2 separate regions of the Homo sapiens genome follow, and region 2 is linked to region 1. Evidence: chromatin loops called from intact Hi-C (ENCODE). Cell type or tissue: IMR-90. All regions are shown on one strand. Links, peaks and the distances in the headings refer to the core of each region. The heading gives the core; the rest is flanking DNA.

The links. Peaks named below come from ENCODE experiments on the same cell type or tissue, not always from the same donor. Only the 100,000 strongest peaks of a DNase experiment are listed, where the experiment ranks them.
Region 2: a loop joins it to region 1, with 2.0 times the contacts of the local background. A loop is called at or near these places in 2 of 110 quality-filtered maps.

What each region holds. Positions count from the first base shown.
Region 1 is chr6:8,170,749-8,186,616 of GRCh38, reverse strand. All of the region lies in intron 2 of LOC105374910 (a long non-coding RNA gene), which reads right to left. Among named protein-coding and RNA genes, the nearest start is that of EEF1E1-BLOC1S5, 76 kb to the right of the region's middle. RefSeq lists an enhancer at 6,204-6,749. In IMR-90, for the core only: no CTCF peak of the experiment used is centred there; a DNase peak (open chromatin) is centred at 6,086; H3K27ac peaks cover 2,213 bases.
Region 2 is chr6:8,121,648-8,137,515 of GRCh38, reverse strand. No RefSeq gene overlaps it. Among named protein-coding and RNA genes, the nearest start is that of EEF1E1-BLOC1S5, 27 kb to the right of the region's middle. RefSeq lists an enhancer at 6,125-6,174. In IMR-90, for the core only: a CTCF peak has its summit at 6,065 (motif pointing left); a DNase peak (open chromatin) is centred at 6,055.

The sequences.
Region 1 (15,868 bases), core at 2,924-10,923:
AAACTATCATCAGAGTGAACAGGCAACCTACAGAATGGGAGAAAATGCTTGCAATCTAGCCATCTGACAAAGGTCTAATATCCAGAGTTTACAAGGAACTTAAGCAAATTTACAAGAAAAAAAACAAATAGCCCCATTAAAAAGTGGGCAAAGGACATGAACAGACACTTCCCAAAAGGAGGTATACATGTGGCCAACAAACATATGAAAAAAAGCTCAGGCCAGGCGCGGTGGCTCACGCCTGTAATCCCAGCACTTTGGGAGGCCGAGGCAGGCGGATCACGAGGTCAGGAGATCGAGACTATCCTGGCTAACACGGTGAAACCCTGTCTCTACTAAAAATACAAAAACTTAGCTGGGCACTGTGGCGGGCGCCTGTAGTCCCAGCTACTCCTCAGGCTGAGGCAGGAAAACGGCGTGAACTCGGGAGGCGGAGCTTGCAGTGAGCCGAGATTGCGCCACCGCACTCCAGCCTGGGCGAAAGAGCGAGACTCCGTCTCAAAAAAAAAAAAAAGAAAAGAAAGAAAAAAAGCTCAACATCACTGATAATTAGAGAAATGCAAATCAAAGCCACAATGAGATACCATCTCACACCCGTCAGAATGGCAATTACTAAAAAGTCAAAAAACAACAGATGCTGGCAGGTTGTGGAGAAAAAGGAATGCTTTTACATTGTTGGTGGGAATGTAAATTAGTTCAACCATTGTGAAAGACAGTGTGGCGATTCCTCAGAGACCTAGAGCAGAAACATCATTTGACCCAGCAATCCCATTATTGGGTATATACCCAAAGAAATATAAATCATCTATTACAAAGATACATGCATGTGCATGTTCACCGCAGCACTATTCACAATAGCAAAGACATGGAATCAACCTAAATGCCCGTCAATGATAGACTGAATAAAGAAAATGTGGCACATATACACCATGGAATATGATACAGCCATAAAAATGAATGAGATCATGTCCTTTGTGGGGACGTGGATGGAGCTCGAAGCCATTATCCTCAGCAAACTAACACAAGAACAGAAAACCAAACACAACATATTCTCACTTATAAGTGGGAGCTAAATGATGAGAACACATGGACACGTTGTGGGGAACAACGCACACTGGTTGGGGCCTGTCGGTGGGTGGGGGCTGAGGGGAAGAATGGAGAGCACCAGGAAGAATAGCTAGTATATGCTGGGCTTAATACCTGGGTAACATGGCCGGGCGTGGTGGCTCACGCCTGTAATCCCAGCACTTTGGGAGGCCGAGGCAGGCGGATCAAGAGGGCAGGAGATCGAGACCATCCTGGCTAACACGGTGAAACCCCGTCTCTACTAAAAATACAAAAAAAAAAAAAATTAGCTGGGCGTGGTGGCGGGCGCCTGTAGTCCCAGCTACTCGGGAGGCTGAGGCAGGAGAATGGCGTGAACCCGGGAGGCAGAGCTTGCAGTGAGCCGAGATCGCGCCACTGCACTCCAGCCTGGGCGACAGGTGACAGAGCAAGACTCAGTCTCAAAAAAAAAAAAAAATTATATATATATATACACACATACATATATGAGAGATCTAATGATATCTATATCTATATATCTATATCTGGGTAACAGTTGATCTGTGCAGCAAACCACTATGGCACATGTTTACCTATGTAGCAAACCTGTACATCCTGCACATGTAGCCCTGAGCTTAAAATAAAAGTTGAAGAAAAAAATTTATATAATTTAAAAAATTAAACAATAAGGCAAGGCAATTTTTTAAAGAGAGTGATTATGGCCCTTCTGTATTTGGGTAAAATTCCTGCCGTGGTAGAATTGGCAGCACTGAATCGTGACTGCCCTATGCTTTTTTCTAGACATTCTCAACGTGTGAGCTGCATGAGGGTGGGGCATGTGTTACATTGTACCCCACCAACATGCCTGGTTCCCGGAACATGGGTATTCATTCGTTTGACTGAACGAATAACTGACAAGGCAGTCACTTCCAATAGATCCTCATAACAGACCAATAAAGGGAACAGTGGATTATCCTCCTTAACTGAGAAAAGGAAGATACACATTGTAAGACTGCACAGCAACTCTCTGACATAGCCTACCAATTTGATGGATTTTTGAAAAATATTTTCCCTCTTCTAATTTCAGATCCAGTGGAAATACTCATGTCCTGTTTTAAAAAACAAAGTAACTTCAGAATGCAAAATGAACAGATAATAAGTGTCACTTGCCTTTCAGACAAGTTAAACATTCTCATTTGTTTCCTCTCCCTTGACCCTTTACAATCTCTGTTGTTTGGTGTCATAAAAAAGCTAGGAGGTAAACTCTCAGGAATACTTTTCCCCTGAACATAGAGTAAGAAATTGAATTTTCCATTTCAACGCACCATTTGTACCTTCATCATTCAGGATTATACAGTATCCTTAACATAGATAAGAACAAAATTGTTGTAGCCATATTTCACGGTTGCTTTCTAAAGAACTCCTGCTGAATTGTAATCATCTCTCAGTATTGCTTGTGGGTGTCCATTTAATGAGAACTTCTTTACAATTTTCTAGAAAATTGTTAATTCCCAAGAATTTATATTATTAAGATCATTAAACTATGTTATTTTCAATAGACTATTAAAGATGACGCTAATAATGTAAATTTACTCCCTGACCCTGCAAAAGAAGTTGATATATGCTATTTCATTATATCTTTATCCTTGCCTTTTTAAAAAGCAGATCCTTATCTTCATTTACTTTTTTTCAATTTTTCAATTGTTAAATTTTTCTATGTAAAAAGATGCCATTTGACTTGGGGAAAAACCCCTTCAATTTAAATTAGAAAGTTACACAAAACACTAGTAATATTGTTTTACTTCACTCATTACTTAAAAGCAATATTTCCACTTTCTTTTCCCATCTTCCCTCTGCCTCTAAGTGAACATGGCCTCATAAACACAGTTCACAGAAGCAAACATGTTTAGCTGTGTCAGACTCAATTGGTTCCCAGAGAGCTTCAGACAGGGGACATAAAAAAAGGCGACAGTTTCAGAAGCCACTAAAATTTTATACTTGGCTTTGTGACCAGGATTAACGCCTTTTAGCAAAACCCCCTAAGAAATGCTGGTTGCTTGCTCTGCGCCCATCACAACCATGAAAACTCCCCAACACGTCAGCCTTCCTCATAAACAGTAAGTGTATTGTAAAACCGTTTACAGCTGTTGTAAAAATATTTTGACTATTTTACCCAACCACCTCAGTAAGACACCTGATACTAGTTAAAGGAAAAAAAAAAAAGAGAGTTTCCCCTTTTCAATCAAACCTTCCAAAACTGAGGGTGGGTGGAGAAGAGGAAAGTTCCTTTTCTATTAAAGTCATATGTTGCTCTGCCTAAGCAGCACATCTGTTATAAGGTCTCATCAAAAAAAAGTGTCTTTTCTTCTCTGGTCTTTATTTCCAGTAGCAACGATAAGCTTCCAGCTTCTGTTTTCCATCTGAGAGAGGTCAAACATTTTATTGGGATGGAGTCCAAGCTACTGTCTGTCAAAAGGAATAGAGAAGCCAAACCATTCATGTAGGACATTTCCAGAGCTGTCCTAACAAAGTTGCTTCCTCCAGGCATGCTGCCCCTATGAGCAGCAGGCTCGAGTTCAGCCCCACGCCGGCCCCAACAGCCTGGCACCCTTGTGAACACCCACACAACTTGGCCTGCACTCTTCAGCTCTGTGTGCAGCTCCTTATGTGATTACCAGACACACTCCAATCATAGTGCCCACCTGAAATCCAGAGATGATCTCTTATTTCACATAGGTATATGGACTGAGAGACTGAAAATACAAATAGACAGAGGGTGAATATACAAATAAGCAGACATACATTTTTTAAAAAGTGACCCACAATCTATGCAACCAGCCCAGGAAACCAACCCATCATCTGCAGGAGCCAGCCCAGGAAGCCAGCCTGATGTCTATGACACAGACTTTTAGGAAGTCAGACGCTATCTCTAGTAACCATCCAGGAAGCAAAACAAAAACCGTTGTAACATTTGCTCCAAAAGGGCCAGGACTTAATTAAAAACTGACAGTTTTTCTAATTTCTGTCCCTATTTCTGAGGACCAAGCAGAGAAAGCCAAGTTGCACTCTACCAAATCCCATGGGACACCTCACTTCCAGTGAGCCCCCTCCAGCTTCCCGCACCAGCAGCCTCCAATCAGCACACTCTCCGAGCCTTCCCTTTCCCCCACTATGAAGCTTCCCCACTCCTCTGCCTGCCTCTGAGTTTCTGCCAAAAGACAAGTGATGGCAGCTGACTTGCTCATAGCACGTTCTGAGTAAGTAAACAGCCTTTGCTTATTCTCATTTGATTTTTCTTCATTTATTTCCACACGACAAAAATAAAAATTCTTTCCCAATAACTTCCGGTATTTCTTCAAGGGCAATTCTATTACATGAATGGGCTCAGCTTTTTGAGAAAGAGTCTGGTATCCACTGCAAGTAGGAAGAGATGACTTCCGAATTTCTGCGGGATTTTCCCAGAGGGCTCTGTGAGGCGAGTGACTTGTTACACTGCCCTGTGCAAAATGTCCATGGGTCAGAGAAGAGAATGAAAGTGTAGACTTTACAGCCCCACTCCCCAGGGACATTTGGACTCCTGTGATAATTCAAAATTTTACCCAGACCCCAGGACTCATGTCAAACTCTATTTCTTCCCAAAATATCTTCCCAAGCCCTTCCAGAGGAGAAGACTTAACCCGAGGGCTGCCTTCCCAGCCTCAGCCCTCACACTGTACTTGAAATCCAACCATCCTGGTCCTATTTGTGCCCCTGAATTAAAGTGCATTTTCATCTCCTATAACATGCCTTTTCCCTAGCCCCCAGTAAATGTTTCCCCAATATTCAAGGCCCAGATGAAATGGCACTTCCTCTCTTTATCTTCCCCTAACTTCCCCAAGCAAAATTACTTGCTCCCTCATCTCTGTTTGCAGAACTGAATGTAAACCTCTGCAACAGAACTTGCCATGGGACATCAGAGCAATTTGCTTATATGGCCTCCCCCTAGATGGACAGATACTCCTCAAGGACAGGAACTGTGTCCTTGATATGATGTATGCTCAGTCTTTGAACTGTGTGTACGTCATATCTCTATAGCAAGTGAAACTGGAGGGAAGAGAAGGGAAGGGAAAAGAAGGGAAGGGAAGGGAAGGGAAAGAGGGGAGGGGAGGGAGGGAAAGAGGGGGGAGGGAGAAAGGAGACATGAGGGAAGGAAGAAAGGAGGAAAAGGAAAGAAGGAAAAAAGAGAAAAGAGAGGAAAGTAAAGGAGGGAGGGAGGGAGACAGGGAAGAAGGAAGGAAGGGAGGGAGGGAAGCAGGAAGATTTTAAGAGGCGCTTAGCACATCCAACCTTTATCATGCCCTTCAGTTTTCTACATAAAGCTCTATTTGCAGGTGCCATTTCTGTTCAGGCACACCTAATAATGTTGTAGTGAGAGTCTAGTATGTAGCATTTGCTAGTAACAGAGCAAAATGTGTACACCTCCCTGAAGTTGGTAAGACACAAATGCTATCTCTTCGGCGAGTGGACAGTCGGATGAAGAGTCCCGCCTGTGCCCCTCGCCAGCTCTGTGCTCGCTTCCTAAGCTTCCTGGACCCAAGCTTTGGCATCGGTAACATGAGAACGCTAACAGCAACTCAGAGGGCTGCTACTGTACAATTAAATTAGACGTGTAGGTAAAAGTCCTGGCACAGGAAAAGCAGTCAAGACATGTTTATTTCTTTGTCTGCTTTGATTTTCTCATCTTTATTCAGGCATTCAAAATCAGAATTCAGTAGACCTGGATTGTTTCAGGCACCCAGGCACACAAAAATCATTTTTCCTCCAGAGCTCAAATGCTAAAAGCTTTAATATTTTTGAGTGACACCTCCAAAACAGGAAGTTACATTAACAAGCAAACCCATCTTCATGGATGAAACAGAGTCACCAATCTCAGAGATAAAACACACTCAGTGCTGCTGTCTTAGAAAGCCACTTCTTCCTCTGGACTCTATCCACCCCTTCCTTCCCCACCCCCAAGTTCTCTCTCCAGGTCAAGAGAAAGGCTACCCAGACACAAGCCTCTCCACTCAGTCAGCTTTTAAAAAGAGCTCTGCATTCCAGGGAGCTGAACCACAGTAAAAACAAAAACATTGCCTGCAGGGAGGATAACAGAAAGGAATTTGGGGCATGAAACAAGCTGCCCATCTGACTTCAGAAAGCCCAGCCAAGCCCTCCAAGGGCAGCTTCGGTGACCCCTCGCCCCTCTCCTGGGGTACTTGCTGCTGCTCTGGTTTTATTTATACTGGTTGCCATCAAAGCAAAGGGTGAAAAATGGTTTAGGCAATTTGGTTGAAAGAGGGGGAGTAGGAGGAAGAGAGGGTAGAAAGAGTAATGATAGAGAGAAAAGAAATTAAAACTGTATTAAATAAGACAGGGAAACTCTACAAATAACCAATTTAATTGAGGGGAGTAAAGAACTGAGAAGAGTGACTCGAAGTTAGATTCTAAACAGGCCAGGTTTGTCCTTGGTGCCCTTTTCCAAAGGCTCTATTTGGAGTTATCGTCCGTGGAATTTGCTAAGCAAGGCAGAAAGATGGAGGGCTGTAAGGATGTGTGATCACAGGTCACTGAAGATGGCATCAATCTCTCTGACATCCACACACCTGAAACCAGGCTGCAAATACAAAAACAGCCTTCTTGAAACACAGAAGAGGTGCACTGTGGGCTCTGTGGGCTTCTAGCATAATAACCGCCTTTCTCCTCCAAACTACGAAAGGGGCTGGCTGGACCCAAGCTCAGAGCCCACCTGGTTCGTGCTGACCTCATTTTCAGGTATTCCCTAGGAAGCGATGGATGTGGGAAACCCAGCAGGCTGGGAGGCACCAGCCATTTAACTTCAGTTTTGAATGATATTTGTCTTCTGAGTTGGCCCTGCAGGAAAGGGATGAGTGGTCCTGAAGTTGTCAATACAATACAGAGTGAAGGCTGGAGGCTCATCAACATCCAAGAAAACTCAAGGCAAGACCCTGCCTCGTCTCGTGGAGTTTGTCTTGACCCCAGTAGAGCAGAATCTTCCCTCTTCTGTGCTCCCAGAACATGGAATCCACATCCCTATTAATCCGTCAATCACATGTATTATAATCTATAGATTTGCGTGTTAGTCTACTTAGTAAACTATGAGTCTCTCTCTAAGGACTGTGTCTCATCCAACTCTTTAACTCCAGTGTTCAGCACAGTACCTGGTATATTATAGATTTTCAGTAAACATTCATTAGATAAATGGATTAAATTGACCAAAACCTAAAAGAGAGAGACCTCTTCTTCAACTAGTCCCCACTGACACCAAAAGTAGACATGCTTTGGTGTCAAACAAGTCCAAAACAATTATTGTCCAAACAAATGGACAATAATTTACTCACTTTTATGTTTCCACCTGGCAACTTAATTTTGAGAAGCTAACTATAAATAACAACAATTTTTGCAAAAGATGTAGCAAATATTTCCACTTAAATTTATTTGTGCTGCTTCCCAAAGTGGCTGGGATCCCCAGAACTTTAATGAAGAATTCTAATGAATCCAGGCATGGTGGCCCATATCTGTAATCCCAGCATTTTGGGAGGCCGAGGCAGGTGGATCACTTGAGCTCAGGAGTTGAAGACCAGCCTGGGCAACATAGTGAGACCTTGTCTCTACAAAAAATTTTTTAAAAATTAGCCTGGTGTGGTGGTGCACACCTGTGGTCCCAGCTACTCAGGAGGCTGAGATGGGAAGATCACTTGAGCCAGGGAGGTTGAGGCTGCAGTGAGCCGAGGTTGCACCACTGCACTCCAGCCTGGGTGACCCAGTGAGATCCTGTCTCAAAAAGAAATAAAAGGAATTCCAATGATAATTTTCAAATACAATAGTCTCTGCTAATTTGCTGAGGTCAGTCTTTCAATTACAGACTCTTGAGTTCCACCCTAACCTCACTGCATTAGAATAGTCAGGGAAAGGATTTAGGAATCCACACATTTTGAACAAGATCTTCAAGTGGTGGTTAGGATCACGCAAATTTAGGTAGTGCTCTGTCAGGGAGTACTAATACTAGAAAAAGCAAGACATTAGGAGCCAAAGGACCTGTGTTCTCTACCTGTCATTTACTAGCTGTATCACTTTATGCAATTATTTAACTGTACTGAGTTTATTTTCTCATCTGTAAAGGAAGGGAAGTAATGCCTGCCCTACTTACCCAGCAGGCAGGGTTACTGTTAAAATCAAATAGGATGCTATAAGAAAGGGACAATGTTCTGAAAAAAGCGCCACCAGTATAATGAACTCAGCCTCAACCATTTATTCATACATGTACCCTTTTCTGCCTTCAAGACAACATAATCTCTCAAAGTTGAGAATAAGTGGGCATTTCAGCGCTTAGCAAGAGTCAGGAATCCCCAAAAAACGTGGGAGTGGAATAATTTCTTGATACTATGACAAGCCAGCAGCAAAACTACTGCTGTGAGGGATTCTAAGCCTCATGATCACACAACAGCGACAGTCCAAGTTGGGGAGTGAGAGGTCTTTTCCTTCTAGAACCTTCCAAGGGACTCAAGAGCAACACCTGCCAGGCTGAGCAGTGAAGGACAGACTCTCCAGTGATGGTAGAGACTTAGGCATGCATACATCTACAGACATGGGAAGGAAGGGGGAGGTTCTGTTGTCTGTTTCTACAAACTGACCATCTGTGACACCGTCCTATCTATGAGTCACCCAACTAATTAAACTACTTCACTTAGTCTAGTCCAGAAAAATGAGAAGGAAGGTGCTCATGATTCCCTCTGTTGGTTTTAATTGTACCATGTATAAATCATTGACTTTGTGAATCTTTGCTCTGTCAGTCTTTCATTTTTCTGTGACAGTTTTTCATTTTCTGTCAGTCTTTTCATTGTTCATTCTCCAAAGAATGTTGCCCCAATTGTTTATTCTTAAATTTGCCTTCTTAAGTCTGAAACCCCATTAAGGCAAGTGACATTTTTTTGTAATGCCACCAGGTAGTCCAGTTATGAGTATTTTGTTTCATGGAATAGTCAGGAGCTACTCAGGCAGCTGGAGACATAAAGAGAAATCAACCCAACAAGAGCAGCCCTGCACAGCACCATGATGGAGTGGGGAAGATGAACGGTATTTGAAGACCGTGGTTCCAACAAGGTCAGAGTGTAAGGAATCATTTTTTGATAACAAGTATTGCCAGATGCAGCAAATAAAAATATAGAACACAGGCCAGGCATGGTGGCTCATGCCAGCAGGCAGGCAGACACTTGAGGTCAGGAATTGGAGACCAGCCTGGCCAACTAGCAAAACCCTGTCTCTACTAAAAATACAAAAAAAAATTAGCCAGGCATTATGGCGCACACCTGTAATCCCACCTACTCAGGAGGCTGAGGCAGGAGAATCACTTGAACCCAGGAAGTGGAGGTTGCAGTGAGCCGAGATTGCGCCATTGCACACTCCAGCCTGGGCAACAGAGTGAGACTCTGTCTCGAAAAATATATGTATAAATATATATGTATATTATATATATACACACATATAACTATTTTTATATATATAATATATATATAAAAAATAGTTTTATAGAGAGAGAGAAAGAACACTCAGTTAAATACAAATGTCAGGTACACCGTGTAATTATTTAGCATAAGTATGTCTCATGCCCTGTTTGGGACACATTCATACTAAAAAGTTATTTGTTAATGATCTGGAATTCAGCCTTCACCAGGAATCCTGCCTTTTATGGGGCAACCATAATGATAACAGTGTGCTCTCCCTGTCTTCCTTTCCCCTGAGCCTCAGCCATAGTTGCCCATCAGAGAGGTTTAAAGATCCTGATGACCAGACCACGTCCCAGCCCAACCAGATAGAATCCCTGGAGGTGGGACCCAGGCTTCTGTATCTTCATCATTCCAAACCTCTGCCAAATTTGAGAACCACTGTCAGACTTCTGGTGTTTAGACTTTTCTTTCAAAGGAAAAGGCAAATGAGCTAGTTTAGAATGAAATCTGAAGGACAATCACCCATGTATCTATAGGCACTTGATTTATGGTAGAGATGACACTGAAGAGCAGGGAGGAAAGAATTCAAAAAGAAAGAAAAGAAGGAAGGGGGGGAGGAAAGAAAAGAAGGAGAAAAACGAAGAAAGGGAGGAAAGAAGGAATGAAGGGAGGGAGGAGGAAGGGAGAGTGGAAGGGAGCATTTCTGCCTCATATCATACATAAAAATCAATCCAGTTGTATTCTAGATTAAATGTGAAAGGCAAAATAGAACGACTTTATAAGATAATATAGAAAGAAGAGAAAGATTTTTTAAAATAAAACATAAAGGCACAAACCATAAAGGAAAAGATTGATAAATATATGGCCACATTAAAATTAAGAATATTTGGTCTTCAAAAGACATCAATAAGAGAATGAAAAGCTAAGCCAGAGAGTGAGACAGGCTACTTGTCATTCATGACCTGTTCATATCCTGAATTTTTTTAAGCCCTACAAATCAACAAGAAAAAGATTCGCCAATAGAAAATAAGCAGTAGACTTACCAAAGACTTCACAAAAGAGGCTATGCGAATGGACAATAAATATGTGAAAAGGTGTGTAACTCCTTTGTAACACAGGAAATGCAAATTAAAACCACTTTTTGAGGTGTCACTATATACCCTGCAGAATCGCTAAAATTAAAAAGAGTAACATGTCAAGTATAGACAAGAATATATATCAAGGATAATTCCGACACACATCTGGAAAGAGTGTACATTGATACAATCATTCTGGAAGAGATAGTCTACTACTAATAATAAGAATCTGACCTGACGCAGTGGCTCACACCTGCAATCCCAACACTTTGGGAGGCCACAGTGGGAAGATTCCTTGAGGTGAGGAGTTTGAAACTAGCCTGGGCAACAAAGCAAGAACCTGTCTCTAAAAAAAAAAAAAATCAGGCCTGGTGGCCCACACATGTAGTCTCAGCTACTCGGCTGCTTGGGAGGCTGAAGTGAGATCACTTGAGCCCAGGAGGTTGAAGCTACAGTGAGCCATGATTGCGCTACTGCCTTCCAGCCTAGGAGACAGAGCAAGATTCTGTCTCAAAAAAACAAGCAAGCAAACAAACAAAAAAACTAATGTAATCTGCTAAAGATGAATATATCTATATACTTTACAACCCTGCAGCTCTAGTCCTGGGTTATAGGTTTAACAGACATGGCTGCATGTGGACATCAGATTTGTACAAGGATATTCATAGCAGGGGACAATCCAAATATCTGTCAACAGTAGAACAGGTGAAAAAAATTGAAGGAGAGTCACACAATGAAATGTATAGCAATGAAAACAAACCACAGCCTCAAACAACAACCTGGATGAGTCACTCACATAAACTTGAGAGAAAGAAGCCAGACACCCAACAAAGTAGGCAAAAATACAGAGCATCAGTATCCACACATAGATGGTAAAAGATAAAGTAAGCAAGGAAGTGACCACCATGAGAGTCTGGAAACTGGTTGCCTTTGGGGAGTAGGCTGGGAGCTGTGATTAGAAAGGGGCACACGGGCGCCTCTAAGGCTGGAGTATTTGCTTTATTATATTTCATTAAGCAGCGTATTTATGATTTACGCACCTTCTTCTTTAAGTGTGCTATATTTCAAAATTAACAAAGTTTTATTTAAAATGATGCTCAGGACAAATTTATATGTCTTCCATGAAGACTTCTTGCACCCCATTCTCTGAGCAAGTTTTGCATAAACCTGCCTCTAAAGTGTTGCCGCTCCCTCCAGGGCCCTGCCCACCACCTTTCACTCCCACAGGTTTTTCAGGTGAATTCTGGTTAAAAATGAATAGTAGTCAAAGCAATCCTTTAAAAACGCAAGTCAAGACATGTCACGCCTTTGCTCAAAATCTTCCCAGATCTCCTCATGTTACTCAGAGGAAAACTCAAGCCTTCCCAATGACCCCTAAAGCCTTCAATGATCTGTGAGCGAACACCAGCTCACCCCTCCGGGCCTCTGCCGTCCTCTGTCCAGCCACACAGGACACGTCTGTGCTTCAAACTGACCACACAGTCTCCCACCTCCCCAGCCACTCCCTCTGTCCACAAAGGTCTCCCCCAGCATTCACATGGCTCCCCTTCTTCTGGCACTTGATCAAATGTCACTTTCTCATGAAAGCTGACCCTAGCCACTTCATTTGGAATCGTTACACCTCCCACTGCATTCCTCATCTCTCTTATCCTGCTTTTTATTCTCCGGTGATACTCATGACTTCTACCTTCTAACATCATTGACTTTCCTACTGGTATTTGTTGCCTATCATTCCCCACTGGAAGGTAAGCTCCATGAAGGCAGGGATTTTTGTCTTTTTTGTTCACTGCTATATCCCCCACACTTAGAAGAGTATCTGGCATGAAGTAGGCATACAATAAATATATGTTGAGAGAGTGAATGAGAGAATGAATGAATGAATGAAAAAATTTATCAAATGCAACTTGGAAAAAGTTAAGAAAAGTAGCTGCCAATAATGGAACGATCTGCAAATTGAAGTGACACAAAGGATGAGATTGTCAAATCAATCTCAGGTGAATTAGAGATTCTGCTCAGTGTCAAGCCTTCCTGGTCATTCTGAGGACACAGGTCATCAAGAGTCAGGGGTCAGGCAGAGAGGTCTGGAAGCAGCCAGGTCCTCTCCACAGCAGATGCTCTCCAGCTGAGATGAGGACATGACCTCTCTAAGTGATCTGTAGAGTTCACGTCACTTACAGCAGAGTTCCATCTCCTATACAGGACATCCATGTTTACTCAGTTTATGTGGTAGAGTCATGCACCATGTGGCAATGTTTTTTGTTTTCGGTTTTTGGTTTTTTGAGATGGAGTCTCACTCTTGTCACCCATGCTGGAGTGCAGTGGTGCGATCTCAGCTCACTGCAACCTCCTCCTCCTAGGTTCAAGGGATTCTCCTGCCTCAGCCTCCTGAGTAGCTGGGATTACAGGCGTGTTCCACAATGCCCGGCTAATTTTTTTTGTATTTTTGGTAGAGATGGGGTTTCAGCAGGTTGGCCAGGCTGATCTCGAACTCCCGACCTCAAGTGATCCACCCGCCTCAGCCTCCCAAAGTGCTGGGATTACAGGAGTGAGCCACTGCGCTCAGCCACCATGTCACAATGTTTTGGTCAACCACAGACCACATATATGACTGAGGTCCTGTAAAATAATGGAGCTGAAAAATTCCTATTGCCTCGTGACGTCATAACCATGGTAACATCAAAGCACAGGGCATGACTCCAGTGTTTGTGGCAAAGATGGTGTCAACAACCCTGCCGTGCTGCTAGCCATATGAAAGTCTAGCTCATGCAGTGATGTTCAGCCCAGAATACTCGATAGTGATAATAAACAACTATGTTGCTGGTTTATGTATTTACGATACTATACTTTTCATTCTTCTTTTACTTTTGAGATGGAGTTTTGCTCTTGTTGCCCAGGCTGGGGTACAATGGCATGATCTCTGCTCACTGCAAACTCCGCCTCCCAGATTCAAGTGATTCTCCTGCCTCAGCCTCCTGAGTAGCTGGGATTACACGCGCACGCCACCACACCCGGCTAATTTTTGAATTTTTAGTAGAGATGGGGTTTCACCTGTTGGTCAGGCTGGTCTCGAACTCCTGACCTCAGGTGATCGACCCGCCTTGGCCTCCCAAGGTGCTGGGATTACAGGCGTGAGCCACCACACCCGGCCTCTTATTTTTAAAACTCTAACTGTAAAACAGCCTCAGGCAGTTCCTTCCAGAGGGATCTCAGAAGAAGGCACTGTTATCATAGGAGATGACAGCTTCCTGCCTGTCACTGCCCCTGAAGACCTGAAGCAGCTAGGGTCAGCTTCCAGGAGAAAGTGATATTTGATCAAGTGCCATCTAGTGGGACAAGGTGTGAAGATGGAAGACAGTGATAATGATGATCCTGACCCTGTGTAGGCTTAGGCTGACATATATGTTTGTGTCTTCATTTGTAACAACAACAACAAAAAAAAAATTAAGGAAAAAATTAAAAATTTTTTAAAATAGAAAAAAGAATAAGAACATACAGAAAGGAAATATTTTTGGACAATTGTACAATACGGTTGTGTTTTAAGCTTAGTGTTATTTCAAGAGTCAAAAATTAAAAAAATTTAAAAATTTATGAAGTAAAAAGGTGACAATAAGCTAAGGTGAATTCATTATTTCATGTAGCCTAACTGTACAGTGTTTGTAAAGTCTACAGTAGTGTGAAGTCATGTCCTAGGCCTTCACTTCACTCACCAATCACTCACAGTTTCACCCACAGCAATTCAGCCCTGCAAGTTCATTTCATGGTAAGTGCCCTCTACGGGTATACCATGTTTATCTTTTAAACTGTATTTTTACTGTATCTTTGTTATGTTTGGATATGTTTTGACATAAATACCATTGTGTTATAATTGCCTACAGTATTCGGTACAGTAATCTGATGTACAAGTTTGTAGCCTAGGAGCAACAGGCTGTACCATTTAGCCTAGGAGGCTGTTCCAGCTAGGGTTGTGCAAGCACACTCAATGATGTTCACACAACAAAACTGCCTACCGATGCATTTCTCAAAAGGTTTTCCTATAGTTAAGGAACTCATGAGTGTATTTTCCAGGGAACTATGCTCCAGAAATGCATACATCCCAGGTCATTTGAAGTGAGAAAATATTGATAGATATTGATAGAAAAAGGGCAACTGGAACAGGCAAATGTTCTGGATCCCACTCAATGTCCCATCTCCTGCTGCCTCCTGTGGCTTCAGTGTCAGGGCACGAGGGTCAAGGGTTGTTGCTCCAAAGAGTTGTGTCCTGGGGATGGCTCTGACTCCCCTGAACAATCTATTAACAATTAAATAATTGTTTAGAGTTTTCCAAAATTGCATATGATTCCACTTTCTGGACAAGACCATATTATGTGTGTTGTCACAATAGGGACATTGGAAACAGTGAAAAAGCAAGTGTGGCGCCAGGCATGACCTTATGTTTGGGTCAACCCCAAATCTTGCAGAGTTCTGATTTGGAAATGTCCTCACGCCATCAGACAATAAAATTCTTTTTTTTTTTTTTTTTTTTTGTGAGATGGAGTCTCACTTTGTCACCCAGGCTGGAGTGCAGTGGTGCGATCTTGGCTCACTGCAAGCTCTGCCTCCCGGGTTCACGCCATTCTCCTGCCTCAGCCTCCCGAGTAGCTGGGACTACAGGCGCCCACCACCATGCCCGGCTAATTTTTTGTATTTTTAGCAGAGACGGGGTTTCACCATGTTAGCCAGGATGGTCTCGATCTCCTGACCTCATGATGCACCCACCTCAGCCTCCCAAAGTGCTGGGATTACAGGCGTGAGCCACCACGCCCAGCCCAAACAATAAAATTCTTGAAGACAGCACAGTGTCTTGTTTTCTTTTGTATCTTTAACTCTTATCAGTGTTTGGCCTTTAAATTGCAGGATAAACGGAGGAAAAGGACAAAACTTCCCTGGGCTGTAAGTGCACTCCTCTGGCCTCCGTGCCCAGGTCCACAGGCCTTAGGTCACAGAGCAATGTTGAATTCTTAGGATGTGAGCTCAGGGGTGACCCAGCTGAGCCATACGCACTCATGCCTCACTACAAAAAATCTCAAACATGCATATGAAGTACCTCTATGTTGGCTGAGGGGGTCCCTAGCAGGGGTCCAGATAGGAGAATTGGTTAGTGGTGCCTCTAGTTAGGACTATAAGCCAAAGCAGGTGATGGGTCACAGGAGCACATACCCCTGCAAACCTCTGGTCATTCCCACCCAAAGAAAAACCTTTCATTCCCTTTAAAACCATATAAAACCT
Region 2 (15,868 bases), core at 2,862-10,861, 49 kb after region 1:
AGGCCTTTATCCATGTGCCTCTGTTTCCCAAGTGCCAGAACTGCTATGCACAGTGAACTTCCATTCCATAAGTGACAAAATACATAACCAGAGAGAGGGAACAACCACGTTACAACACAGGGCAGTGCAGCAAATTTAATGCTGATGTGTTTATTGATTAAACCTTGGTTAACCAAATAAAAGTGGTTTTATTTGGTCGTTGTTCAGTGTTGAGAACATTCTTTCCCAAAACTCACATCAAATTAGGCTGACTTGATGATAAAAACATAGTTGCACAGATAATATTAGTCAAGCCTGGGCTATAACAAACATCCGTCACTGTTCAAGATGACAGGCGCTGCTTGTTGGCTAAAATTCTGTCAGACGGTGTTAATAGCAAAGAGAGAGAGAAATTCTTTTAAACTCAAAAAAAGGCCACTCTTATGGTTAAATCAAGGAATCACAATTTTTTTCCTTAAATAAAATGAATCAGACATGAGAATTAGGAATATCAATAAAGTATGTTATTTTACATTTGTATTATTCTTACTTTTTAAAAAAAATGCAAGGGCATATTCCAACACATAGATAAGAGGCACTCAAATAAATTAAATGTAAAATATAACTCTCTGGGGTTAGACATAGGGCCTTTGCTGTTAAGAGTTAAGGAAGAGGTTTTCCTTAAAAATGTGTTTGAGTTTCAGAGATATTTGATAATTAACCGTAATAAGAAACAAATAGAACAACAACAAAAACAACAAAACTTCCTCCTAAATAGAAGCAACCTTAATTGAAAGCAAAGTAAGCAATCATAACTGTGATGGTTTAAGTATTCCTACACAGCCCTCAGGAGGGGAGAAGGATGATGGGGGAGGTGGATGGAAATCAAGTTATTTATTTAAGGATTATGACCTGAAATCCATGTTTAGAATATATATATTTTTTACCTCAAAGCACTGATCCCAGTTAAAATGCAAACATTTCAGAAGGGTTGCACTTCAAGACTTTTATTAGTCATTTACCACTTAGTATAAGCTAGCTCCCAAAAGCAAAATTTGAAAACACAAATGGGCCTGACACAGTGGCTCGTGCTTGTAATGCCAGCACTTTGGGAGGCTGAGGCAGGCAGATCACTTGAGGTCAGGAATTTGAGACCTGCTTGGCCGACATGGTAAAACCCCATCTCTGCTAAAAAACATGAAAATTAGCTGGGTGTGGTGGGCACCTGTAATCCCAGCTACTCGGGAAGCTGAGGCAACAGAATCGCTTGAACATGGGAGGCAGAGGTTGCAGTGAGCCAAGATGGCATCATTGCACTCCAACCCAGGCAACAGAACAAGACTCTATCTCAAAAAAAAAAAAGAAAAGAAAAGAAAAAGAAAAAGAAAACACAAATATGTAGATGGAGGGAGAGTAGGAAAAGGACGGGGTGAAGGAATTAGAGGCACTAGTTCCTTAAAAGGTTATATCCACAACACTAAGAGGAAATTTATCCAAAATGATATTTGGCCTTCTGAAGGTCAACTTCTTTTTGTTTTACAGTTTTGCCAAGGCCCAATACAAATGTTAAATGAATCAAACAATTCTCAGGTCTTAAAAATCAATTTAATTGTGTCCACTTATTTCTTTCAAACATGGCTTAAATGAGTGATGAAAAATGCTCACACACTTCCTGACACATTGCACACTACTTTTTATTAGTTGGGCAGAGAAAGCAGAAAGAACCAGAAAATGTCCCCTGGATACGAGAGAAACTGGATCGGTATGTCATCAAATGTTATCCCCTGAAGGAGTGGTACCATCTCTGCCTTCTTCAGTGCTATACTCCCAGCACCAAGCACAGACCCTCAGGATGATCTTAGGTAACCTTTGTTACCCATAAATCACCTGACCATCAATTTCACCCCCTACCAAATAAGCAGGATTGCATCATTTGGCCGATGAGGAAGCTAAGACTGGGAGAAATTAAAGGATTTCCCCAGAATCACCCAGGAACTTCACAGGAGAGCCAGGATGAAAACACAGCTGCTCCTGGTTCTGCAGTGAACCAGCTGAGTTCCACATCCCACCATGCAAATCAATTTGTCCAGCTGGTTGCTTCCAAGTTTACCTTAAATTTATCTGAGCCACTTATCACTGCCTAATGGACCACCATATTTCAGAAAATCTAAGACACTGTGGGTTGTGACACGCTGCCACGTTTTATATACCACTAAGAGAAAAACCACTACTAACTCAACAAGGACACCATGCTTTCTTACTGCATAGACAATCACTTTATGCTCATTAAAAGAGCTTTTCTAGACCTGACTGGGGATAGATTTTATCATGTATCACCTCTGTGCATGCATTTTGAAGACATGAAATAGATCAGTTAAGATATTCCTAAAACAGGCCGGGTGCAGTGGCTCACGCGTCTAATCCCAGCACTTTGGGAGGCCAAAGCGGGTGGATCACCAGAGGTCAGGAGTTCGAGACCAGCCTGGCCAACATGGTGAAAACCCATCTCTACTAAAAATACAAAAATTAGCCAGGCGTGGTGGTGCATGCCTATAATCCCAGCTACTCGGGAGGCTGAGGCAGGAGAATTGCTTGAACCTGGGAGGTGGAGGTTGCAGTGGGTGGAGATCGCGACACTGACTCCAGCCTGGGTGACAAGAACGAAACTCCGTCACCTAAAAAAAAAAAAAAAAAAAAAAAAGATATTCTTAAAACTTTCTCACAGAATCCCACTCATGTGACTCATTTTTTGACTTACAGCTGTCTTATGTTTACATTTTGCCAAACAATGTCATCTTAGGTAGCTTAAGATCATTGGTTTTGCAGCATTTCTTAAAATAAATTCATAAGAGACCATAAAGCCACCGGTGCTGGCCTCCTGGCCAGCTATGCACAATGCAGTGCAGCACGACTTAACTGCCGCTTCCAGGAGGTTGCTACATTCTGCTAATTCATTGCTGCCCCGACTTCCACCCCAGAACCATTTGTTCATAGACACTAAAAGGGTGGGCCATATTGTCTCTGGGATTGTCTTCCATGCTCTTGACACCTATCCTGAAGTTTTCGATGTCACACTTTTCAGGCAGTGACCATTACAGACCAACAGTGACCCTAAGATGCATCCCAGTATCAGAGATGCTCTAAAAATGTGTATGCATTTGGAATCCATGATATGCTGCACATATTGATTTGCTACTTGTTGTTTATGTCTCTCCACTAGAATGTGAGTGCAAGAGACTTTGTCTATTTTGTTCACCCCCATGTCTCCAGCCCTAGAACAGTGCTGGTATGGTAGGCAAGCAACATTTATTGTATACACAACTGGATTCATTAATTCCATTAAGTTGCTAATTTGGTTGGGGGGTGGTTTAGTTAATTTTTTTCTCTTTGTTAAAAAGCGGTGGACAGGCACAGTGGCTCACACCTATAATCCCAGCACTTTGAGAGGCCAAGGCGGGTGGATCACCTGAGGTCAGGAGTTCAAGACCAACCTGGCCAACATGGCGAAACCCCATCTCCACTAAAAATACAAAAATTAGCTGGATGTGGTGGTGCATGCTTGTAATCCCAGCTACTCGGGCAGCTGAGGTGAGAGAATCACTTGAACATGGGAGGCGGAGGTTGGCACTACTGCTCTCCAGCTTGGGCGACAAAGCAAGACTCCATCCAGCAAAAAAAAAAAAAAAAAAAAAAAGCAGTATATAGTATAATCTTTCTCTCTTTTTTTTTGTAAAATATGTTTATACCTAAAAAGAAGTAGAGATAAATAACCCTATATTAAGAGCTATATATAATTGATTTTTCTTCCTTTTGTTTATTTATACTTTCTAAATTTTCTAGCATGAACATTATTACTTGCTAATTTGATAAGAGCATATATCTGCACATTATTTTAATTTGTATTGCTTTATTTTTATGTGGTAAAAGGTGAAAGCTTTCTGTACTGCATAGCAAAAATACATTGTGAATTCAATTATTTTTGCATCAACTTTATTTTCAATACGTTAACTTTACAACATCTTGGCAGAAAAATTTCTTTAAAATGCATATCTAAAGCCTGAAGACTGGTCGCGGTGGCTCGCACCTGTAATCCCAGCACATTGGGAGGCTGAGGTGGGCAGATCTTTTGAGGCCAGGAGGTCAAGACCAGCCTGGCTAACATGATGAAACTCCATGTCTACTAAAAATACAAAAATTAGTCGGGTGTGGTGGCACATATTTGTAATCTCAGCTACTCGGGAGGCTGAGGCATGAGAATTGCTTGAACCCAGGAGGCAGAGGTTGCGGGAGCTGAGATCGCACCAGTGCACTCCAGCAAAAGCCTGAAGACAAAAGAAAGAAGACCAAGCTAGGGAACCCTGGGATCAATCAAAAACTCTTTAGGAACCCTGGGCAAGGCCCTAGGTCCTGTCACCTGAACAGGTCCCTCTGTCCTCCCAGGTTCTGTGGTCTTCAGGAAGGGTCTCTGGGCATCAAGAAGAAATTCTTTATGTTCTCATGGTTCTGAAGAGGAGGATCATGGGCTGTTGGCAAGTATGAACCATGCTACTCAGAATGGCACGTAAAAGCTGAAGGGAATGCCAGCATTTTGGGAGGCTGAGGCAGGTGAATTGGTTGAGCCTAGGAGTTTGAAACCAGCCTGGGCAACATGGCAAAACCTCATCTCTACAAAAATTACAAAAAGTTAGCCAGGCGTGGTGGTGCACACTTGTGGTCCCAGCTACTCAGGAGGCTGAGGCACGAGAATCACTTGAATCCAGGAGGTAGAGGCTGCAGTGAGCCGAGATCGCATCACTGCACTCCAGCCTGGGTGACAGAGCCAGACCCTGTCTCAAAAAATAATAATAAAATAAAATAAAAGCCAAGGAGACACATTTCAGTCAGATAATCAGCATCTCAAGCTGGTCAACTTCAATCCAGACCAGTGAAGGGATGGGGACAGGGGTAGAGGTTAAATTATGTTTCCCCCAAATTCTTATGTTGAAGCCCTAACCCCTAGTACCTCAGAATGAGATGTATTTGAAGACAGAGCCTTTAAAGAGGTGATTAGGTTAAATGAGGCCAGTGGGGTGAGCCCTAATCGAAGCTAACTTGTGTCTTTGTAAGAAGAGGAAATGTGGACATGGAAGGGGTAGCAGGGATGGGAGCACACAAAGGTAAGACCACATGAGGACAGAGTGAGAAGGTGCCATCTACAAGACAAGGACAGAGGCCTCACCAGAACCCAGCCCTGCCTGCACCTTCCTCTTGGACTTCCAGCCTCCAGAACTGTCAGGAAATAAATGTCTGCTGTTGACACCGCTCGGTCTGTGGTACTTCATTATGGCAGCCTTGGCAAACTGGGGATAGCCAGTTAACGACCCTGGGTCAGCAGGACTCTTCTTTTAACGAAATTTAAACTCGGAGAGCTTTATCTGATCCCCCGTGGTCCATGAAAGACTGTACATGATTCGCAGTAGTGACAGGAAACGCAGGCAGAGATGCCTTCTACCTGCAGTGAATTCCAAAGCACTTCTCAGCTTTTATTCTCGAGCTTCTCCCATACCAAACCTCCATAATTTGCTAAAACTTGGTGACTGAGAGACTGATTTGAAATCCCCTTTTCACCTGGGACTCCTTGATGGTCCAAATAGATGAAGGGCAGGTGGCAGAAAGGACACAGGAAATGAGAAGCTTGGAAAAGGCACTGCTTGGTTAATCAGCCCCTTATAGATAGTGCTGAGTTCGTAGTACCTAACAAGATGTAACGGAAGCTTATTGCATAGGAAAAAGGAGCTGACGGATTATTAGCCTGACACTCTCCATTTGCTAAACGTACAGAACAGATTCATTACCTTTGTCCCCCCGCCCCTTAACAGTATGGGTTTGATTGCCCTCTTGCCTACAGGTAATTCTCCATCAAAATTAAATCCGTCCGCTAGTTCTCAATTTTATAAACTATGCAGGCACAGGGAGAGAGGAGGTCGGGCGGAGGCTCGTGCTGGGTGGGAGGAAGGTTACCTTTCCCAGGGCCACAACGCCAATCCAAAATTCTTCTACTCCTAGAGCTCTGAAGATGCCTGTATTCACGGTCCCATAGTGACACCAGCTGGTCAGATTCCAAAAAACAGCTTAGATGGAGAGGAAATGGCTCAGCCCCCTGCACCGTGCTCAGATGATAAATATACAGCCCTGGCCTCTTGACACTCTGCCTGTTCCAGTTTAAATGACATATGCCATATAAGGCATAAATACATTTATAGAATAAATACACAATACAAAAATGTGTAGATACTTTGGCTGTTACAAGCTCCTCTTCTCTTCCCCAAAAGATCAATGACACTGTTGATGCTTAATTGTCAACCACCATTTTCCTCCCTAGCAATTACACACCCAGTCCTATGAGCTGGCGCAGACTAAATCAGGGGAGGTCCTTGCCAGTTTACCAAGGTAGGGAAGGTTCGCCATTGGGAGAGAGAATGAGGCCTGATGTTCAGTTTGTATGTGACAGATGGAGAAGACGGATTGTGAAGACCAAAAACACCTCTAGATTTGTCCATTTCAGAGCTGCTGGAGCTCCAGAGTCTCTCTCCTGTGAAGACTTCTTCCCCAAAATGCGGCCTTGGCGATGTATTCACGAAATATTCATTTTGGCTCCTGATTTTTTATTCGTCATCTTGTAGTCTTTTTCTTTTCCTTTCAGGAAAAGGCTTCTTCAAATTGTATAAGCTTCAGACTTTGAAAAGCTGGGATCCATACCTGCAATAATGTATATACTAGATGTACTGGTACAAACGTTGGATACCTACTATATCCTCAGCACTGTGCTGGGTGCCGGGACATGTGCAGGAAAGGAGCAGGAAGCTTCCTACTCGATCAGTTAACCACACCAGCACATAAAATAACTAGCCAGCGTTGCAATGCAATATGTAATCAAAGACTAAATTGTGTAATCCAAATTATGTGCACAGTAGCCTGGAAATTCACAGGGGGAAATAGAGGTTATTAAAGGATGTGAAGCAATTCTGGAATGCTTCACTGAAGAAGTTTTAAGTGGAGCCAGAAAAGTATGGGAGAAAGGAAAAAGAAGTAACTAATCAAGGGGGAGAAGGGGGAGTGAAAGCCTCGAGGTGGAAATGAGGTTGTTTTGTTTTGTTTTGTTTTGTTTTTTTGAGACAGAGTCTCACTCTGTTGCCCAAACTGGAGTGCAGTGGCATGATCTTGGCTCACCTCCACCTCCTGGGTTCAAGCAATTCTCCTGCCTCAGCCTCCTGAGTAGCTGGGATTGCAGGCTAATTTTTGTATTTTTAGTAGAGGCAGGGTTTCATCATGTTGGTCAGGCTGGTCGCCAACTCCTGATCTCATGATCTCATGATCCACCCGCCTCGGCCTCCCAAAGTGCTGGGATTACAGGTGTGAGCTACCACACCTGGCCAAGGGAATTCGGTCATTTTTAGTGAGGAAGAATGAGAGCAGCTTGACAGAACCAAGCTGCACATTGGAAAGTAGTGGGAGACATTGGACTGAATGAGATGGGAATCCAGCTACCAAGGACAAGGACAGCCCCTCAAGAATTTTGACTTGACTTTGAGATCTCAAGTGAGAAAAACCACACAAAGGTAACTCTGCTGGCATTTTACACAATGATTACGCACATTTTTCTAATAACTTGCTGGAAATAGAATGAGCATTGCAGCACCATCGGACAGGTGCCTTACTCATTGGAGATGTCTGGACAGTGCTGTGATCATCCTCGCCAGCTGCAGCAATAGCACCCTGGGTCCTGCAGCCAGAAAGAAGGATCTGATCATCACCTCGTCCTCATGCTGTGCTGAGGAGCCTTGGTGCACAACTATTGGCTCGTTTTGGGCAGGACAGGTAAGTCCCAGCTGCAGAGCTTATGACACACAATTTTTACCTAAACTTCTAACTTTTATCCACGATACCTACTCCCCTTTCACTGCCTTCCTAACTTCTTGGCTCTTAGAATGTCCCAGCTTCATGCTCTTTTTAAATACCTGTATAAGAAATCATGTCTTTAAATAAGTAGAGGGTGCTTTTCGTGTTACCATGTAAAGGTTTTGAAATAGCCCCTGAAAAAGACATAAATATCTCTCTTAGCAGCCTATCAAAATGCCAGACTTCTCGGCATTTCGTGTCATTTCCTGTGGATTAACCCAATATCAATGTCAAGCTTCTTGAAGACAGAAATGATGCCATTTCCTAGCATTTCCCAATGCCTCGAATTTGCCTAGCAGGTAGGAGTTGCTCCATAAATGTTTGTCGGATGGACCGATAGATGGATGGATGGGTGAGTGGGTGGGTGGGTGGATGGATGGATCTTTGGTTGGATACATTTAAAGTAAAATGAAACATCCTGGCTAACACGGTGAAACCCCATCTCTACTAAAAATACAAAAAATTAGCCGGGTGTGGTGGCACGCGCCTGTAGTCCAAGCTACTCGGGAGGCTGAGGCAAGAGAATTGCTTGAACCTGGGAGGCAGAGGTTGCAGTGAGCCAAGATTGCACCATTGCACTCCAGCCTGGGCGACACAGGAAGACTCTGCCTCAAAAAAAAAAAAAAAAAAAGTATAATGAGAAACTGGAACTATGTATGTGTTGGTTCTGATAGGCGTGGACCCATCCCATTGTCATTGTTGTCAGGATCTGGATCAGCAAGACATTGGCCAACTGGGACAAAGAGAAGAATAAGACTCAAAAACTGATGGGAAGAACCAAATACTACTGAAGACCAACTTCACTGCTCAAAGTGGCCTGGTGCCAGTCCTTTTCAGGAATTAAATGAAACTGCAGCTTCACTGAACCACCTCACAATTCCATTTGCAGACAGGAATGCCCCAGCAGATCCCAACAGGATGCTCACCCCATGGAGGGACAGAGTGGGTTGATCCAGCCCACTAATAATGCTAACATTTCTACAGCGCTTTCTTAGGTGCCAGGCTCTGTTCTAAGTGCTCTACTTACATTAACTCCTTTAGCCCTCATGACTAACTTTACAGGTGTGTAGTACTATTTTAGAAATAGTCCATTTTACAGTTGAAACGCTGGAACACAGAGATGTGAAGTAGCTTCATCCAGGCTACACTCCTAGTATGTGGTAGGGAAGGGAATGCCACAGGGAGCCTGGGCTTTGATACCAGGCTTTTCCCCATCTGCCATGCTGCTCTTGGGTCCCAGCTAAGGGTAGAACAAAGATAGAGGGCCTCGGGCCAGGCGCAGTGGCTCATGCCTATAATCCCAGCACTTTGGGAGGCTGAGGTGGGCAGACCACGAGGTCAGGAGTTCCAGACCAGCCTGGCCAATATAGTGAAACCCCGTCTCTACTAAAAATACAAAAAAATTAGCCAGGCATGGTGGCGGGCACCTGTAGTCCCAGTTACTCAGGAGGCTGAGGCAGGAGAATCGCTTGAACCCTAGAGGCGGAGGTTGCAGTGGGCCGAGATCGTGCCACTGACTCCAGCCTGGGTGACAGAGTGAGATTCCATCTCAAAAAAAAGAAAAAAAAAAAAGATAGAGGGCCTCAAGTACACAAAATCACTGCACATCCAACCACACCTGAAGCCAACTATAGCCAAGAATCACCAGGTAAATGTATTTTTCCAACACCTACACATAAGCTACATTCTCAAAGAGTATTTTATAATGATTCCTTCAAACAGGTAATATTAGTAGTTGGTAGTCAGTGCAAGTTTGGAACTAAGCTTTCAGAAATGGGAATTTTTAAACCTTCCAGAGACAACAAGTATGATCATGAGCCCAAATAAAGAGCATGACTTCCATAGTTCATGAGTAAATTTTAATTGTACAATATAAGATAGAGACTGCAGCACAGTGTAGATGAGGTGGATTCTCAGACAATGTTAAGACATAAAAGACTCCTTTTAGAGAGGTGCACAGCTATGCCAGTTAGCCTAGGCCCTGTGTAAACTAATAATACAAGAAAATTAACCATTCAGTAGTGTGGTCATAAGAAAATATAGTTGAGTTGATCTTAGTCCAGACCTCCTCCTTCACTGGCTTAACAGAGGAAGGCCTTTTGGTAGGAATTTTGACAAGGTGCTGATAGTATCTTAACCCTGTGTTTTGCTTTTTTTTTTTTTTTTTGGAGACAGAGTCTCATTTTGTCACCCAAGCTGTAGTGCAGTGGCGTGATCTTAGTTCACTGCAGCCTTGACAACCCAGGCTCAGGTGATCCTCCCACCTCAGCCTTTCAAGCAGCTGGGACTATAGGTGTGCATCACCACACCCAGCTAATTTTTGTATTTTTTGTAGAGACGGGGTTTTCTATGTTGCCCAAGCTGATCTTGAACTCCCGGTCTCAAGGGATCCTTCCACATCAGCCTCCCAAAGTGCTGGGATTACAGGTGTGAGCTACTGCACCAGGCCCACTGTCCTAACATTATGGGAGAGTCTGTGATTCAAGTAGATGAATGCAGGAACAGGAGGTTGACAGGTAGGGGAAAGAAAAATGGAGAGTATCATGCTCATACCCTGAGAAGGGTAGAGAGGGGATTGGGGAAAATTGTTGGGATCATTGGATTCATTAGATCCCAAGAAACAGTCTAAAACCTCCTAGTATATTTTTTAAAAGATGGGATCTCCCTCTGTTGCCCAGGCTGGCCTTGAACTCCTGGGCTCTAGTGATCCTCTCGCCTCTGCCTCCCAAGTAGCTGGAATTACAGGCATACACCACCATGCATGCCCTAAAACCTCCTAGTATCCTGAGGAAGAAACCAGATGACTAAGTTCTTGGTTTTTTAGATCCGGGGGGACATGTGCATGTTCGTAACACGAGTATATTTCGGGATGCTGAGGTTTGGGGTATGACTGATCTCATCATCCAGGTAGTGAGCATAGTTCCCTATAGGTAGTTTTTCAATCCTTGCCCTCCCCCTTCCCCTTTTTGGAATCTCCAGTGTTTATTGTTCTCATCTATGTGTTTGTGTATACCAAATGTTTAGCTCCTACTTATAAGTAAGAACATGTGGTATATGGTTTTCTGTTTCTGCATTGGTTCACCTAGGATAATGGCCTCCAGCTACATCCATGTTGCCGCAAAGGACATGATTTCATTCTTGTTTATGGCTATGTAGTATTCCATACTGTCTATGTACCACATTTCCTTTCTCCAGTCCACCATTGATGGACACCTGGATTGATTCTATGTCTTTGCTATTGTGAATAGCACTATGATAAACACACACGTGCAGGTCTCTTTTGGGGTACATATATTTACCTTTGGGTATATACCCAGTAATGGGATTGCTGGGTTGAATGGTAATTCTAGCTTTAGAAAGAATTCTCCATACTGCTTCCCACAAAGGCTGAACTAATTTATATTCCCACAAGGAGTGTATAAGCATTCCCTTTTCTCTGTAACCTCACCAGCATCTGGTATTTTCTGACTTTTTAATAATAGCCATTCTGACTGGTGTGAGATAGTATCTCCTGGTAGTCTTGATTTGAATCTCTCTGATGATTACTGGTGTTAAACATTTTTCATATGTTTTTGGTCACTTGTAGGCAATCAAGTATTAAATGAGATAAATGAGGCATGCAGGAAATTATTTATTTCTTAATTAAAGGTAAACTTGCTTTTAAAGGTAAAGAAAATATATTGGTAAAGGAAGAATGGAGGGGATGATTAAAACTGAAAAAGTCTTAAAAATTTAAAGGGCTGTCAGGTGCAGTGGCTCACACCTGTACTCCCAGCACTTTGGGAGGCTTAGGTGGGAGATCGCTTAAGCCAGGAGTTTGAGACCAGCTTGGGCAACATAGCGAGACACTGTCTCTGGAAAAAGATACAAAAATTATCCAGCCATGGTGGCATGTGCTTATGATCCCAGCTACTCAGGAAGGGGGTGAAGTGTGAGGATGGCTTGAGCCCAGGAGGTAGAGGTTGCAGTGAGCCAAGATTGCACCACCGCACTCCAGCCTGGCCATCAAAGCAAGACTCTGTCTCAAAAAATATAAATAAATAAAATAAAATAAAAAATTTAAGCGCATTGGCATGTTGTATTACCATCAAAACACAACTAATTATTGAATAATTTAAGAATTTATTTTCTCATGTGTGGAGTGACCAAGCTCTTCTTTGTAACTACTGCCTACAACAAAGATTTCCTGCTCACTATCTGTATCAGCCACAGGTCAGCAGTGGTTCTGATCTGTGTGCCTTCTTTCAAATACAGGTTGAAGAACCCCCACCTCAACCCCCATGTGGGGGCATAATGATCTTGTGGCAGAGAAAAAAGGGTTAAGGCCAAACCACCCAACAGCTCTTCAAGCTTCTTCTCACATTTCCTCAGCCACAGTAAGTCAAATACCCACCCCTGACATAAGTAGGGCAGAAAAGTATAACCCTCAGTTAGGGATGCACTGCAAGCCACATGGCTGGAGACAGGGATATATCATCTTCTTACAAGGGAAGGCAGAAAACAAGTAGGAACAGTAATACAATCTACCCTTTCACTATATGCTCACTCTCTCACATATCTTGTACAAAGTAGATGCTCAATAAATGATTTGAACTAATATGTGAATGACTTAAGGTTGACCATGACCTCACAAATGTAGATTGATTCATCTTCTCTGGTGCAGAGTTTTATCCCTTGGTATGTTACTCAGTAACTTTCCCTTTTCTTCCATAAATGTCCTACTAAGAACGAATCTCACAAGCATAATGTTAAGCAAAGGAAGCCACATGCAAAAAAGTACTTACTAACAGAGGAGTGGATAAAGAAATTGTGATGTGTCCAAACAACAGAATGCTAAAGAGCGATAAAAAAAAAAAAAAACTACTGATACACAAAATAGCATGGGTACATCTCAAAATAATTATAGGGAGTGAAAGACCAAAAAAAGAGTACATTCCTTATGATTCCACTTCCATCAAATTCTAGAAAATGCAAACTGATTTATGGTGACAGAAGCAGATCAGTGGTGGCCTGGGGAGAGTAGAGGAGGGGCAGGGAGAGGGTAGATAAGGAAACTTTGGGAGTGATGGATATGTTCATTATCTTGATTGTGGTGATGGTTTCATGGGTGTATTCATATGTCAAAACTCATCAAATTGTATCCTCTAAATATATGGAATGTATTGTACAACATCATGCCTGAACAAAGCTTCAAAAATAAATGCTTTAAAAAGGCTACTTACCATATGACTTTGTTTATATAAAGTTTTAGCAACAGGTAAAACCAATCTATGGTATTTGAAGTCAAGGTGGTGGTTACTTTTCAGATCAGTAACTGGAAGGATTAGAAAGGGGTGCATGAGAGGGCGCTTTTTGATCTGGGTGCTGGTTACGCAGGTGTGTTCTATTTGTGAAATGTTGATCTGTATGTTTACAATTGACACACTTTTCTGTGTGCAAGTTGCGCAGCAAAAAAAAACTGTTTAAATGTGCCATTTTTTTAAAAGATGGAATTTCACTCTTGTTGCCCAGGCTGGAGTGCAGTGGCGCAATCTCAGCTCACCGCAAGTGAGCTCCTGGGTTCAAGTGATTCTCCTGCCTCAGCCTCCTTAGTAGCTGGGATTACAGGTACCCACCACCATGCCCGGCTAATTTTGTATTTTCAGGAGAGACAGGGTTTCTGCAAGTTGGTCAGGCTGGTCTTGAACTCCCGATCTCAGGCAATCCACCTGCCTCAGCCTCCCAAAGTGCTGGGATTACAGGCATCAGCCACCGCGCCTGGCCAAATGTGCTATTTTCTTTAAAATATCAACCATCTTAAAAAATAACAAAGACCTTCCTCATAAATTATTTATGATGACAGAAAACTAATAGTTGTGTGATCACATTCATTTAGTATCTGCTTTTGAATTCAAAGGCTATGAGTGGATGTGTTCCTGCCAGTGTCCATGACAGAGGACAGACCACAGGGCTTGTCAGTCATAGACACCAGGACTGAGCAGTTGCAGGGACAGGTGGAGGAATGCATCAACTACTGACCAGGGTGCCAGTGTTTGTCTCCAGATATGTGCCAATTCTGATGCTTCTGTTCTCTCTTGTGCCCTTAGTCGGAATTACTGCTGCCAGCACTCTCTTCTTGCACGGCGGCATATGGGAAGCTACATATATGGACAAATGGCACGTGTGCTCATAAAACAACTGAAAAAGCAGGCAAGCTATGTCAAAGTCCCACAGTTGGGATTACACTGTTGCAGACAGCTGACCTAAGATAAGAAATGAAAATTCCTAGACACTTTTATGAGCCCATCATTTTTACCATTTAATATATTAAAAGAAAGAAAACCCTGTTCCTACTGATTGATTACTTTAATGAATAAATGTACGGTCAATGATTTGGTGGTTGGAATGGATTAAATTTCCCTTGCTGGCAAGAATGGCCCTAAATAAAAATGAATGAAAGGTTTATCTTTTTCAACAACCTCCCCTTATCTCCCCCAAAAAAAGATAGAAAATCAGTCTGAATTTCAAATGACTTTGGTCTTTGTGTTTGTTTTATAAACTATTACCTGGCCCCTGTCAATGTCCCTGTGGAGTAAAAACAAATTACAGTGTCTCAAATTGTGTGCTCAAGTAATTTTAAAAGAAAAATTTTTCAAAATGTCATTGATCTGTTGTAGAAACTACTACTCTGTTTTCATGCAGAAAGCTTTAAGATTCCCCACTGGACCCCATCTAATAAGAAAAAAATGAAAATAACCATAACTACCTAGGCCCATCATTTAAAACGTGAAAAAAGACAAAAATAAAGAACTGAAAAATATAATTCCACATCAACAATCCACTGTCTACCAGGTGCTGTGCTACGGACTACATAGATAAGTGAAAAACAGATTTTGGGCCGGGCACACTGACTAACACTTGTAATCCCAGCACTTTGGGAGGCTGAGGCAGGTGGATCACCTAAGGTCAGGAGTTCCAGACCAGCCTGGCCAACATGGTGAAACTCTGTCTCTACCAAAAATACAAAAATTAGCGGGGCTTGGTTGCAGGTGCCTGTAATCCCAGCTACTTGGGAGGCTGAGGCAGGAGAAACGCTTGAACCCAGAGGTGCAGGTTGCAGCGAGCTGAGATTGCACCACAGCACTCCAGCCTGGACAAGAGCAAAACTCCGTCTCAAAAGAAAAATCAACAGATTTTGTTACCTGGAAGTGGGCTGCTGTTCTAGTAAGATCCTAGAATATATACTAGTGGCTTAATGTTCCAGTGGTCGGTAGAAGTCCTAAGGACCATGAAGAGACCATTAGTAGAATTGAATATGGCCTCTAAAAGGTTGTAATAGAGGGCTCATAAAAAAGTTAAGAAAATGTTACCAGAAGCTAGAGGAAGGAAAGGGGATCCTTGTTATTTAGTAGCAAAAAATATAATAACACTGTTGCCTGTGTGTCTTAGTCCATTTTGTGCTGCTGTAAAGGAATACCTGAGAGTAGGTCATTTATAAAGAAAAATGTTTCGGCCAGGCACATTGGCTCACGCCTGTAATCCCAGCACTTTGGGAGGCCAAGGTGGGTGGATCACTTGAGGCCAGGAATTTGAGACCAGCCTGGCCAACATGGTGAAACCCCGTCTCTACTAAAAATACACACACACACACAAAATTAGCTGGGCATGGTAGCGTACGCCTGCAATCCCAGCTACTTGTGAGGCTGAGGCAGGAGAATCGCTTGAACCCGGGAGGCGGAGGCTGCAGTGTGTTGAGACTGCACCACTGCACTCCAGCCTGGGCGACAGATACTCTCAAAAAAAAATGTTTTATTTGGCTCACGATTCTGCAAGGGATACAAGAAGCATGATGCCAGCATTTGCCTCTGGTGAGGGGCTCAAGCTGTTCCACTGGTGGCAGAAGGTGAAGGAAAGCCAGTGTGGGCAGCAGGCACATGGCGAGAGAATGAGCGAGAGAGAAAGAGGGAGGTGC